Regions from separate parts of the Homo sapiens genome. Here region 2 is linked to region 1. A link is a loop called in an ENCODE intact Hi-C map of the cell type or tissue named here. Cell type or tissue: A673. All regions are shown on one strand. Each heading gives the region's core, and the rest is flanking DNA. Links, peaks and the distances in the headings are about the cores only.

The links. A loop is a pair of places that touch in the nucleus more often than their neighbours do. Peaks named below come from ENCODE experiments on the same cell type or tissue, not always from the same donor. Only the 100,000 strongest peaks of a DNase experiment are listed, where the experiment ranks them.
Region 2: a loop joins it to region 1, with 4 times the contacts of the local background. A loop is called at or near these places in 2 of 110 quality-filtered maps.

Annotation. Positions count from the first base shown.
Region 1 is chr11:104,236,901-104,243,446 of GRCh38, forward strand. No RefSeq gene overlaps it. Among named protein-coding and RNA genes, the nearest start is that of PDGFD, 76 kb to the left of the region's middle. In A673, for the core only: no CTCF peak of the experiment used is centred there; a DNase peak (open chromatin) is centred at 2,241; H3K27ac peaks cover 901 bases.
Region 2 is chr11:103,679,087-103,685,632 of GRCh38, forward strand. No RefSeq gene overlaps it. Among named protein-coding and RNA genes, the nearest start is that of MIR4693, 170 kb to the right of the region's middle. RefSeq lists an enhancer at 2,855-3,573. In A673, for the core only: CTCF peaks have their summits at 3,379 (motif pointing right) and 3,581; a DNase peak (open chromatin) is centred at 3,435.

The sequences.
Region 1 (6,546 bases), core at 1,182-3,681:
CTTGAGTGGAATTATTCCACATATTTTATTTCATTTTTTAGTTATTTCATGCAGTGTTGTAAATCTAAGTCCTGTTTCTCCATCTTGATCAGAAATGAATACACACACATACACATATATACATATTAGTTTTTAAGATATAATTTTTTATTTTCTGTGCATACTTTGGGGCTTATCTTTTGCATATTTTACATAGTAATCTTTTTTGTTTTAATATGATCCTGTTGCATTTTAGTATTGAAACCTTTCAAATCTGTTTCTGCTGTCTCTCCTTTCTTCCAGTTGTTGAGCATGGCATCCTTCTTTCTTGTATGTTTACTTAACTTTGACTATGAGTTTATCATTTTCCTTTTAATATTAACTTTGGTTTGTTTCAGGTTTACAATCAAAGTGGATTCCTCCAGAGATAATGTGCTTTTGCTTCTGCTAGACATCTAGTAGGTAGTATCAATTTAGAACCTTTATAAGCCAAAAGGTTTTCGGATCCAGATAGGTAACATAGGTTTTATTTATTTGTTTATTTTCATTTTTGATGTCTTGCTGTGCTCAGTGGTGAGGTTTGCAGGAGATGGAGTTGGGGGCAGGTAGTTTGCTTCTGGCTTATCCTCACATTGAGGGTTCATCTTGTGGGAGTCCAAGATTTAAATGGAGAGGTTATTTTATTAGAAATCTCACACTGAAAACAGGCTCTGACATTTGGACTCTGCTCCCAGTGTCAAATGAGGCCATCAAGTCAGCTTTTACTAGTTTATCTCAAAATAATAGATAAAACAAACATCCCTATTTTACATCAGTACGAACTTGTTTCTCATTTACATTATATGCCAGGAACTGTGAAACTATAGTCGTCTTTACTCTGATATGCAGACTTAACAAGTAAATGCTATATGGAAACTGGCATTCCTATTAAAGAGGGATAGGTGAGATCCCTATCTCATCTTTCTGTTCATCTTTTATTGCCCATATAGAGTCACATGAATTTGCCTATCATCAAGACAGCAGGGCTGTGTGTAACCCTCTCACCGAGAGAATAAATGTACGTAAGATCAATTCTGTGATGTTTTTCATATGAATTTTTTTTAATTCAGCACTTTTTGTTGATTAAAAAGAAAATTTAATCCAAACAACAAAATCTGCCATATTACTAAAGCAAGAATGCAGAATATATTTTAACTGTGATTATATTATATATATAAAGCATGAAGCTTACAATTTTAACTATTTTTAAATTTACAGTTCAGTAGCATTGATTTCATTCACATTATTGTGCAACCATCACCATGAAAAGTCTCTAGAACTTTTTTATCTTGGAAAACTGAAACTCTAAATCTATGAATAACTGAATTTCCCTCTTTCCCAGTCCCAGGCAATCACCATTCTACTTTCTGTTTCTATGAATTTGACTAATCTAGGTACCACATATAAATGGAATATTACAGCCTTAGTTCTTTCATGACTGGTCTATTTAACTTAGCATGATGTCTTGAAATTTTATCCATGTTGTTATATGAATAGAATGTATCCAAATTTTATTTGTTTTAAAGGCTGAATAATATTCCATTGTATGTATTTCCTGCATCTTATTTATCTGTTCATCTGTTGATGGACATTTAAGTTGCTTCTACCTTTTGGCTATTGTGAATAATGCTGCTATCAACATTATTGATAGTCTTGACTTCTTGAGCATCTATAGTACTAGTGCACATTAACTTTGTCATCAGTTGCACAAATGTCTGTTTGAGTCCTTGCTTTCAACACTTTTGGGTATAAACCCCAACAAGGAATTTTAATTTATTGAGGAAACTCTATACTGTTTTCCATAGTGGCTACACTACTTTATATTCTTCTGACAGTGCACATGTGTTCTAATTTCTCCCCATTCTTCTCAACATGTATCATTTTCTCTCCATATATATATTTTAGAGATGAGATCTCTCTATATTGCTTAGCCTGGACTTGAACTCATGTGATTCTCCTGTCTTAGCCTCTTGAGTAGCTGGGCCTACAGGTCGTGTTACCACACCTGGGTATTTTCTTTTTCTTTTTGTAATAGCCATCCTAATGGGTATGAAGTAGTATATCATTATGGTTTTGATTTGCATTTTCCTAATGATTAGTGATGTTGAACACCTTTTCATGTGCTTTTTGGCCTTTGATATCTTTTTTATTTGAATAATATTTACTCAAGTTCTTTGCCCATTTTTAATTAGGTGGTTGGGGTTTTTCTTTGTTATCAAGTTGTGGGACTTCCTTCCTTCCTTCCTTCCTTCCTTCCTTCCTTCCTTCCTTCCTTCCTCCCTCCTCCCCTCTCTCCCTCCTTCTTTCCTTCCGCTCTCTCTCTCGATTTCTTTCTTTTTTTCTTTCTTGACAGAGTCTCACTCTGTTGCCCAGGCTAGAGTGCACTGGCGTGATCTTGGCTCACTGCAACCTCCGCCCCCTGAGTTCAAGCAATTCTCCTGCCTCAGCCTCCCGAGTAGCTGGGACTACAGGCGCACACCACCGTGCCCGGCTAATTTCTTTTGTATTTTAGTAGACATGGGTTTTCACCGTGTTGCCTAGGCTGGTCTCTAACTCCTGAGCACAGGCAATCTGCCCGCCTTGGACTCCCAAAGTGCTAGGATTATAGGCATGAGCCACCGTGCCCCGCCAGTACTTCTTTAAACATTCTGCATATTAACCTCTTAGCAGACATATGATTTACAAATATTTTCTCCCATTCACTGGGTTGCCTCTTCACTTTATTGATAGTGTGCCCAATTTTTGATGCATAATTAAAACATTTTCTGATATAGTTCAATTTATCTATTTTTTCTGTTGTGAAAGCAGTTTTTTTCTAAGACAAAGGATTAAAGTGAATAAAATATATTTTATCCCAAGTTTATTAGACTCCTTTATATTTTGAAAAGTTTATCAAAATATTTTGATCTTGAACATAGACACATTAGGCATTTAGCGTGACTCAAAATGTGCCTTGACTTATCCATAATTTCTTTTTCATTTTTGATGATGTTTAAAACAATAAGAAAGAAAAATTGTATAATTCTTGTGATAGTTAATCTTATACGTCAACTTGACTGGGCTAAGGGATGGCCAGACACGTGGTAAACATTATTTCTGGGTGCGTCTTTGAAGGAATTCCTGGAAGAGATTAGCATTTGAATCAGTATACTGAATAAAAAAGATCACTTTCACCTGGCATCTTCCAATGGTGATGACATTGGGTGAGCACCATTCAATACATTGAGGGCCTAAATCTAACAAAAAGGTGGAAGAAGGCCAAATTTACTCCCCTTGAACTGGAGCATCCGTCTTCTCTCCTCAGGCTCTGGAGGTCCTGGTTTTTTGGCCTTTGGACTCGGACTTAACACCAGCATCCCTTCACCTACCTCAGCTTCTCAGGCCATTGACTCACACTGAATTACACCATGAGCTTCTCTGGTTCTCCAGCTTTCAGATGATATTTTCCATCTCCCTCTCTCTCTCTCCTTTCTCTTTTATTCTTTCTTTCTTTTTTTTTTCTTGGTAGAGTCTCACACTGTTGTTGTTGTTGTTGTAGAACTTGTCAGCCTCTATAATCATTCATAATCATGTGAACCAACTCCCAAACCTCTCTCTCTCTCTCTCCCCCTCTCTCTCTCTCATATATGTGTGTGTGTGTGTATATATATATATGTATATATGTATGTATGGAGGACATTATGTTATATGAAGCCAGAAACAGAAGGAAAAATATCACATGTATATATATACATAAACACGCTATATATATATATATCCTATTGGTTCTATTTTTCAGGAGAACCTTGACTAATACAATTCCTTTGGCATCCCACATTTAGATTGTTAGTGTTTTGAAAAGGCAGACAAACATCTTTGAGTTTCAGTAAACCTACACATTTTTAGCAATTTGATTAGGAGAGCTTAATTTACTGAATCTTTTTCTTCATTTCCCTGATTGCAGTAGAAAATTGGGTTGACAGCTTATATTGTTGATGCTTCATTTTTAGTTGAGGCCGGGGACTCCCAATTCTTGCCCTTTCATTAAGGTTTATAGTATGTACTGTAGTTTCTTTAGAAATAAAGCAAAACAGAAAAATGTTTGGTTTTGTAATTGAATCAACTGAGAAGGTACTTAAACCTGATGTTTTCGGTGGCAAATTCATAAAACTGTAAATATTGTGGTGCCTTTTTCGAATTCATTTTTTAAAAAACTCTCCTTAGAAAAGTTTTTAGAAGACCCAAATATGAACAGACTATTTTGTACCTTAAGAATTTATAGTGAAAATTTTATTTTTGCTTAGAGCATACTTAACATTGTTCTTAAATGTAATCTCGCTTGCCCTTTTAAATGTGTTGCCCAAAATTTAAACAATAATGCCTGCTGAAGTGTTCTTGGTATTCTCTGTATTTGCTCCTGAGACAAAGCTATAACATTCAAATGATATACTTTCTACTCTTAGAGCCAATATATCATTAAGCTAGTGAAGGATGGCAGGCTTAGAGTAATGGGCATGCCATGTGTACCAGTCAGAAGGTAAAATGCCAAGTGGGCTTTCTTGTTTCTCTCATATATCAAAATTCATGCATCAGAGGAGATTGGTTAGTTGGGAATGTAGGGCCCAAACAGCTTCAACTATTCCTTTCATTTCTGTGAGTATTCTCCTGTTTCACATTTTCTCTTCCTTATAAAGGCATTTTCACATATAATACATTCATAGTATTAATATGACTTTTTCTTCATTCCTTCAGGAAATAGATTTTGGACTGCAAGAGGTATATTCCATGAGAAAATTAGACTACTGACTTACAATCTGAAAGAAAAATGTTTGATTGAGTTCAGCAACAGAAGTGAACAATTCATCAATTATATTATGTCATAATTTTATTCCTAAAGTTATTAGCTTTTGGTTTTAGTAAAGTCTGTGCCTTGAAAATGACCTTCAATAAATTAACATTTTTAGCATTTTGTAGGAATATTTATTTGAATTCTACAAATCTCATATTTCATTCTCAGACCAATGAATTTATGTAGTCTTGATTAGTATGGAAATATGTTATTTAGGTGTGAAAAGAACCATGCTCATTTTATTTGAAACACTCATTTCATCTGACAATATCTTCCTAAAGCAGAGAGTTGCTGTTGATAAGACAAAAGGTAACGGCTTTGTGGTGCAATGGATAGCACATTGACCTCTAGCTGAGCCTGGTGTGGACATTCAAAGACAAAAGAAGAAGGGAGTGTAATTTCTAGATGAAGAATACTGTCTTTCCATCTTACACCCTTGGGAGAGAAGAAAAACAAATCATTTTCACCCCCACCACATAAATACCGAAAGTGTCATAAAGAAATTATAGTTGCGTAACTCCAGGTATATGTAAATTAACATTTTGTGAGTTTTCATTTTGAGTATTAGAGAAATCCATAATTAAAAACGATTACTGAGTATATATCCAAAGAAAATAAAATCATTATATTAAAGAGATATCTGCACTTCTATGTTTATAGAAACACACGGTGCTTACTCTGTCCCAGGTAGTGTTTTGAGTGCCTCACATACCTAAGTCATTTATTCTTAATTACAACCTCATGGTAGAGGGGTTATTTTTATCTCCATTTTGCAGAGGAAGCCGAGACAGAGAGCTTCATTACTTTGCTCATGAGGAACCAGGCAGAGCTACCATCTGCAGCGGCATAAGCTGTGTGCCACATGCATCCAGAGTCATCATCACATATATACAGTGGACACAAGATTCCACGTTCATGCCTTCAATTAGTACATTTTGCTGCCTCTTGTAAATGGCTTGTCAATAATTGGAAATCAATTCCATTACTACTTATGACATATTACTTTTAGAAACATTATGGGTCAAACCTCCAAAGGTTTATTTGGTGCCTCACAAATTTCCTGGTATTTCAGTAAATAATTTCCTCCTTTCATGTGCCTGACGCTATGAAGTTACAGTTATTCTGTTATATACACAGGACATGACTATTAATAAGATAGCTGATTGTCACATATATGTCAGAATTTCTTCATATTTTTAACTTGTACACATTTTCAGGCACGATTTGAAGTATCAAATATGATTTAAAATATTTTTTATGGAAATGTGTTGATTTTATGTTCTAAATGCAATACATGACACATTTAATTTTGTTATCAAAAAAACTCATAATTTTACTGCTGATGTTAATAAAAGCTTCACATAGAAGAAGACCCACTTCTGAAATTCAATTATTCTTATATAATCCAAAATGCTGTATTTTTTGGGTAGAAGTTTATAACTAAAGTAATGAAGCTTTCCTGTTCAAAAGTAAATGGCTGATATTCTGTGATTATACATTCTAGCCAAAGCATCTTTATTAATTATTACATCATGCATTTCTGTTCACTTGCTTTCAAAACTGTTTATTAAAGAAGTCCCTAATAGTTCCCACTCAAAGCTTGTTCTCATCTACACATTGAGCTTTAGAACTATATCTCATATCTGTGTAAGCATTTTACAATAGGCCTGCTTGATTTTGACTTCTGGTATATTTCTAGT
Region 2 (6,546 bases), core at 2,311-4,810, 560 kb before region 1:
AAGCCTTATTTTTTTTTTTATTTTTTTTGAGACAGAGTCTTGCTCTGTCGCCCAGGCTGGAGTGCCACTGGAGTGCAGTGGCGCAATCTCGGCTCACTGCAACCTCTGCCTCCTGAGTTCAAGCGATTCTTCTGCCTCAGCCTCCCGAGTAGCTGGGACTACAGGCGTGTGCCACCATGCCCGGCTAATTTTTGTATCTTTTTTAGTAGAGAAGGGGTTTCACCATATTGGCCAGGCTTGTCTAGAACTCCTGATCTCGTGATCCACCCACCTTGGCCTCCCAAAGTGCTGGGATTACAGGCATGAGCTACCGTGCCCAGCCTTATCTTTAAAAAAATGTCAATTTGAGCATTATGAAGGGAAATACAAATTCAGCAATAAGATCATATTTATTAAGTTATGAACCCTAATGTTTTATGGGAGTTTCCTTAATTCATAGGCTACTTATGTTAGAGTAGTCAAAAACCTGGGCTTTGGAATCGCATAGATCTGAGTCTTACTAGTGCTAGTGCAAGCCTGGGCCAGTGACTTAATTTTTGTGAGCCTTGATCTGTTCACCTGTAAGATGAGGATACTAACAGCACCTATGTCATAGAACTGTTGCAAAAATTAAATTGGTTGATGTGTGCAGGCCTAGCTCAGGACGCAGAGCAATCATTTCATACATGTTATGAAGATGAAGATGATTATCTCACTGTAAAATGTATATCAGCATACAGCAAATATATACGAGATTTTAGTCTAAAGGACTTTCATTAATTAATCAAATATTTATTGGTACCTACTATGTCCCAGTTCCTTTCTAGTCATGGATGACTAAAAGCACTCAGATTCTTTCATCTCAGGGCTATGCTCTGGTGCTACAAAGGCCTCAGAATTTGTCCTCGTTCCCTATAAGACCATAAGTGGTTTCCCATGGGGAACTTTTTGGGCAGTGTATAGATAGCTCAGAGGAAACTGAGAGTCTTCATGCTTTAGCCTGAATTTGTTTTATCTATCATCCCTTTCCCTGTGTAGTCTATGTATTATTTATTCCAAATAGGAATTTCATCAATACCAATCACATTTAGAGGCAATTTTCACACCTAAGCTGGGCCATTCTGTATGAATGAAGGAATGCAATTAAAAGTCCAGAGCCAAAACTCACCTAAAATAGCTGTTGAAGTAGTGTAAAGTGTTGTAAATCTTTCAAGCCCCTGCTCCTGGATGGTTTGGGGGACACAGGGAGGAAGAACCAACTGAGCACTTGATCTGATCTTTGGAGAGAAGACAATTATTGCTTATGGTTAAAAGAGATGATATGAGTGTGAAAAGGGACCCCAAAAACCACACCCACACATTGGATGGACAATTTTAGTCTTATCCTACATCTTCAAGGTCAGGCTGCCCCAGAGCCTGGGTTTTTGGAGGACATTTGTGGCTCATGTGTACTGAACCCCAAGCAATTGAATAATAATGATCTCACAACCCCCAAGCAAGGCACTTAAAAATTATTATTTACTTATTTTTAGAGAAAAGGTTTTGTTCTGCTGTCCAGGCTGGAGTGCAATGGTGCGATCATAGCTCACTGATCAAACTCCTGGGCTCAAGTAGTACTCTTTGCTCAGCCTCCCAAGCAGCTGGGACTACAAGTGCATGCCACCATGCCCTGCTATAAGTTTTTAGTCCTGAGGTAGCAGCTCTTAAGCTTAGCTGCTGCAGATTAGAAAGCTGAAAATAACCAGAGAGGAAGAGTGTTTGAGTCTAGACTGTGTTTTCTTCTCAGCCTCTAGTTAGAGATGTCTTTCCTTCCCTTTCCTCATTCCCTGCTAAGCAGGAGACTTTCAGTGGGATTCAGAGATTCATTCAGCTAAAATAACTGACAAGTATTTACTGGCCACCTAACAGAGTTTGGGCTCCAGAGATACAGTCATAGGAAAAAACAGAGCTGGCAATGTAGAGTGAGGAGACATCTGTGAAACTACAGATCTAAGTTTCAGATTATATCAATGCTTTAAAAGAAAGGCAGACGTCTTCAAAGAACACACAATAAAGGAAGCTAAACTTAGCCAAGGATCAGAGGAGGCTTCCAGGAGGAAATGACATGTGAACTGATATATAAAGAATAAATAATAATAGCTGACATTTATTCAGGTTTACTATGTGTCCAATATCATTCTAAGTGGTTTATAGGTATTGCCATGTAATCCTCACACAGCATCTTGAGGTGATACACATATGTACATCATGTGTGCATGGGTATGTGTATGTATATACGTTTACATGTGTGTGTGTATAAATGAATAGATAGATGACCTCTCCAAACCCCCAGGTCTGGTCCTCGACTCTGAAGGTGTAGCCAATCAACTATGTCCATGCTCTCAGCTGGGTGGGTCCCATCCCTCAGGGAAAATCTGGTAGTTCTAGTTAGGAGTTCCACATTTTGTACTTTCTGTGCTGTGAGTCTTTGCGCAATTGGAATTAGAAACAGAGATGATAAGAGTAACAGTGGAAAACAGAAATTACCTTTTCAGCTCTGTTTATTTCAGGCTAGAAGCAACCAGAGACTCTTTACAATTTGAGTATTAAGAATCTCAGCAAACAGCCACATTAATGTAAGAAATAGACAAAAAAAACTTGAATCAAGACCTAAAACCAGTATGGCAAAGAGATTCTGGAATAATACCAGGATGAAGACATTACCAAGACATTCCTAGCTAAGGCAACTCCCAGTACTCAAGTGAGGGGAAACTGGTGGTTAAAACTAGGCCTAGACCCTGGTGCTAATTTTCTACCCAAACCTTTAACTTGACATATAGACAGATGTATGACCTAGTGACGTTTAGTAAATGGCCTCAAGTTTATTTTTTAGATGGGATTAATTCCTCTCAATCAATCTTTTCAGCAGCGTGAGTGAGGCCTGAGAGGCACACACAGTCATTAGGACTGTGACCACCCCACCAGATGCTCCAGCAGGCAGCCTGGAAGATACCACCCGTCATGCGCTCACATGTGTCCTTTTCAGCACGAGTAGCACAGTACTGAGCACTAAGCATTTGGTGGTTCTTTATATTTAGACCACCAAATCGTGGGAAATGACTGTAACACGGAAAGAGCCTTTCTAATGGCATTGCACCATACAAATGTTCAGTGTGATTATTATAATCTCCACCAACAGAGTTGCTGTGTAATGCTGAAATGATTGTAGAACATTCCTATAGAAAAACCCTCTTACCTCGGAGCCTCTTTTCACCCCTCCTCCATCCCTGGCAGGCTATTTATGTGGTAATGTTATCTTTTGAAACTCTAATGCGCAGCAGTCCAGGTCGATCAAGCCACCTTTTAGCTTTTGCCGATTTGCTTTGAAGTTGACACCAAGGTCAGATGTTATTGTTATTGCACAGACTCAACACCAGGGGGTGATCACAGCACATCACACTAATTACCACTGCCAGACAAAGCTGAGTGCTAATCTCAGGCAGTGCACCCAGAGCAAGAAGCACGGAAGGAGCTGGGCTCACAGAAACTCTGGTCAGTAGAAGGCACAACATGCAAAGAGGCTTTTTAGTGGCACCACATGGTACAAACGTTCACTACGATTATTATAACCTCAGTGGAGCTGCTGTTTAATGCAAAAGGAGAGAACATGCCATCTCATGACTAAACAATTGCATAGGAAGCAGAATGCAGACAGTTGTCCTGCCTGTTGCCCCACAGTGCTGGGTGATTTAAAGGTGCCATTGAAACCCGATGGATGTTCCTGTCTTGGTAGCATGCAGCCTCACACACCAACTCTGTGCTCAACTAATGTATAAATCCCTACAGCTCCTCAAGTGCCAAGAATTCTTCAGGCCAGTGGTATTTGTAACTATTGTGACTCTCCAATTCTTGGAAATACTCTCATGGCAAAGCACCTCTTAAAAGAAATGTGAGAGGAGGAAATTCAGTTCAATTCTCCAGAAACTGCTCAGTGGCTGCATGAAGCACTGTTTGTGATTGCTTTTTAATGTTCAAGATGCAAGTGGCTGCTCCTTTGGGGCTGTATTTTTCCATTAGAAAACACTAATCTCCCTCCTCCTACTCCTCTGAGAGTCTAAAACAAATGTGTTTTAGCTCGTTTTCTGTTTCTCCTTCATCTGCAAACCATTGAGAACGTCACATGTTCTAGGATCCTATGATAGTGTTAGAGGCAAAGATATATGGCTCAATATTTTCAGTGAAAGTTCATGAAAGTTGATTTCTTTTTATATTAGGTTAAAGAAGCCCTAAATAAAGCATACATATGTCTCGAAAAGCACTTCATTAAGGGGGCTACTGGGATGGAAATGAACCATACATTCCTTTTTTTTTCTTTTTTATTTAAACTTTTTGTTCAATTTTGATACATATTGAAATGTGTACAAATCATGAGTGTACATCTCTGAAATTTCATAAAGTGAACACACCCATATAACCACCACCTACATTAAGAAACAGACCAGCACCCCAGCAGTCTTGGGCTGCAGTGTAAATTTACAATTCACTTATTATTTATGGGAAAATGTTGCATTCTTCAGTCTATATCATACTATGATTTGAACACATTTCCTTAGTACAGTCATATGTTATTTCTAGAGGTGTGGGACTGTGAACAAGAGTATCAGCATCACTGGAGACTCCATCAAAACTGTGAATTCTCGGATCTCACCCCTAACCTACTGAATCACAAATTCTGGTGGCAGGGCTCAGCTATTGGTGTTTTCACAAGGCTTTCTGGTGACTCAGATATACACTAGAGCTTTAGAAACTTTTTTCTTAGTGTCCACTGTTTAGCCTCAAAATTGCAACTGTGTTCTATGTTTCCTGGGTTGTAACATGTTACATTAGAATAGCGGTGATAAGACCTAATTGCTTATTTCCTTTATCCCTAACCTTTAAAATATACGTATCAGCTGTATTGAGGTATGATTCACATACAACAAAAGACCATTTTTAACGTGAAATTCAATGGGTTGTGACAAATGTTTACCATTGCTTCCCTTTCTACCCATTTCCATCTCATAGTCTCCCCAAACTTTATCAAAATTGTTGGCCTACTTATGTCTCTTCTATAACCTGCGAGCAGAATTCTCGAGGACAAAACTGCTCTATTCATCATTGAGTTCCTATCCCTTGAATGGACACAAATAAGAGGCTTCACAAATATTTGCTGAACCAATGAGTGAATAAAACTATGTACATAAAAATAACCCATCAAGAAGACTAGCTGGGTTGTAGGATGTGGGAAATAGGTGAGTCTACAAATCCTGCATAAATTTGAGGTCTGAAGTGGAGATAATTAGACGAGTGGTGTAATAACATGCTGACAGCAGTGGATTTTCCTCTCGGACCACCTGCATGTGTGGCAGACACGTTCGCTGCCCTGTCTGCATTCCCTCAGTCCATCCTGGAGGTCACCTCTGGTCAGTTCCCTTTCAGGCTGAAATGTTTCCTGTGTCTTTCTGCTTCAGGGAATTTGATGGACATCTAGTGTCTTAGTCCACAAGTGGGACAGGTCAGAAGCGTGGAAAAGTTAAAACTACAGAAGGAATTCCTGACCAACGAGGGTCGTTTTTGGTGGATAACTGCCTCGCTTCCTCGTCCATGTGGGGGACAGTTCTGAGGTGTGCTCCACACACTTTCTCAGCAGTTCCTACTGGGTTGCAGCCCCAGTTACTTACACATTAAATCCCCTTCTTTGGCTTTCCTTCCTTCCCAGCCTCTCCTCTCTGCTTCTTCATAGTACTGCCTGGGTTCTCCTCCTCAAAAACCTGCTTGTACTCAAATCTTTGATGCAGGGTCTGCTTTTGAGAGAACCTAAACTAAGGATCTGCTTTTGAGAGAATCTAAACCCAAACCCTTAAATTTGCCTCTTTCTCACTTTGTGACCTTGAGTAATTTAGTTCCATTTCTGGCATTGTCTATTTGTTCATTTATAAGATAGGGATAATATTACTTATGTTTTAGGATTGTTGTATAAAATCCTATTCAGTACCTGTAATGTTATAGGTATTTAGGAGTTAACAACTATTTTAGCTATCATACACATCTGACTTCCCTAACTAAGATTTTCCAAAAGAGATGACCCCACGGAGTTAACCCTATAACAGTGCAATTCTTAAAGCATTAGAGGGTTACATGGATGAAAGAACGTCTGAGAGCCAGCTCCTCCACTTTCTCTGATAGTACTCTGGGCTCTGCATGCTCTGAAATTCCTGTTTCCCTTCTGGGAAAATCTGGAATTTCACAGAGACAGAGAAAGTCTTTCACTGTCTTACATGGGCTCTCAGGGAATTAGTTCAACAAATACTTACTGAATGCCATTATAGGGGAAGTGCTGTTTTAAGTAGTAAGAAACAGCAGTGCATAAATCAAGTCCCTGCTTTCAAGGAGCTTATATTCCAGGGGTGAGAATTTGGATCATTAAGAAATAATGAAACAAATATATGATAACGAGAAAAAACCCAGGAAATGCAGAATAAAGAGGATAGTTATGAAGCAAGTATCATTCTAATACCCAAACTAGGAAAGGACATAACCAAAAGAGAA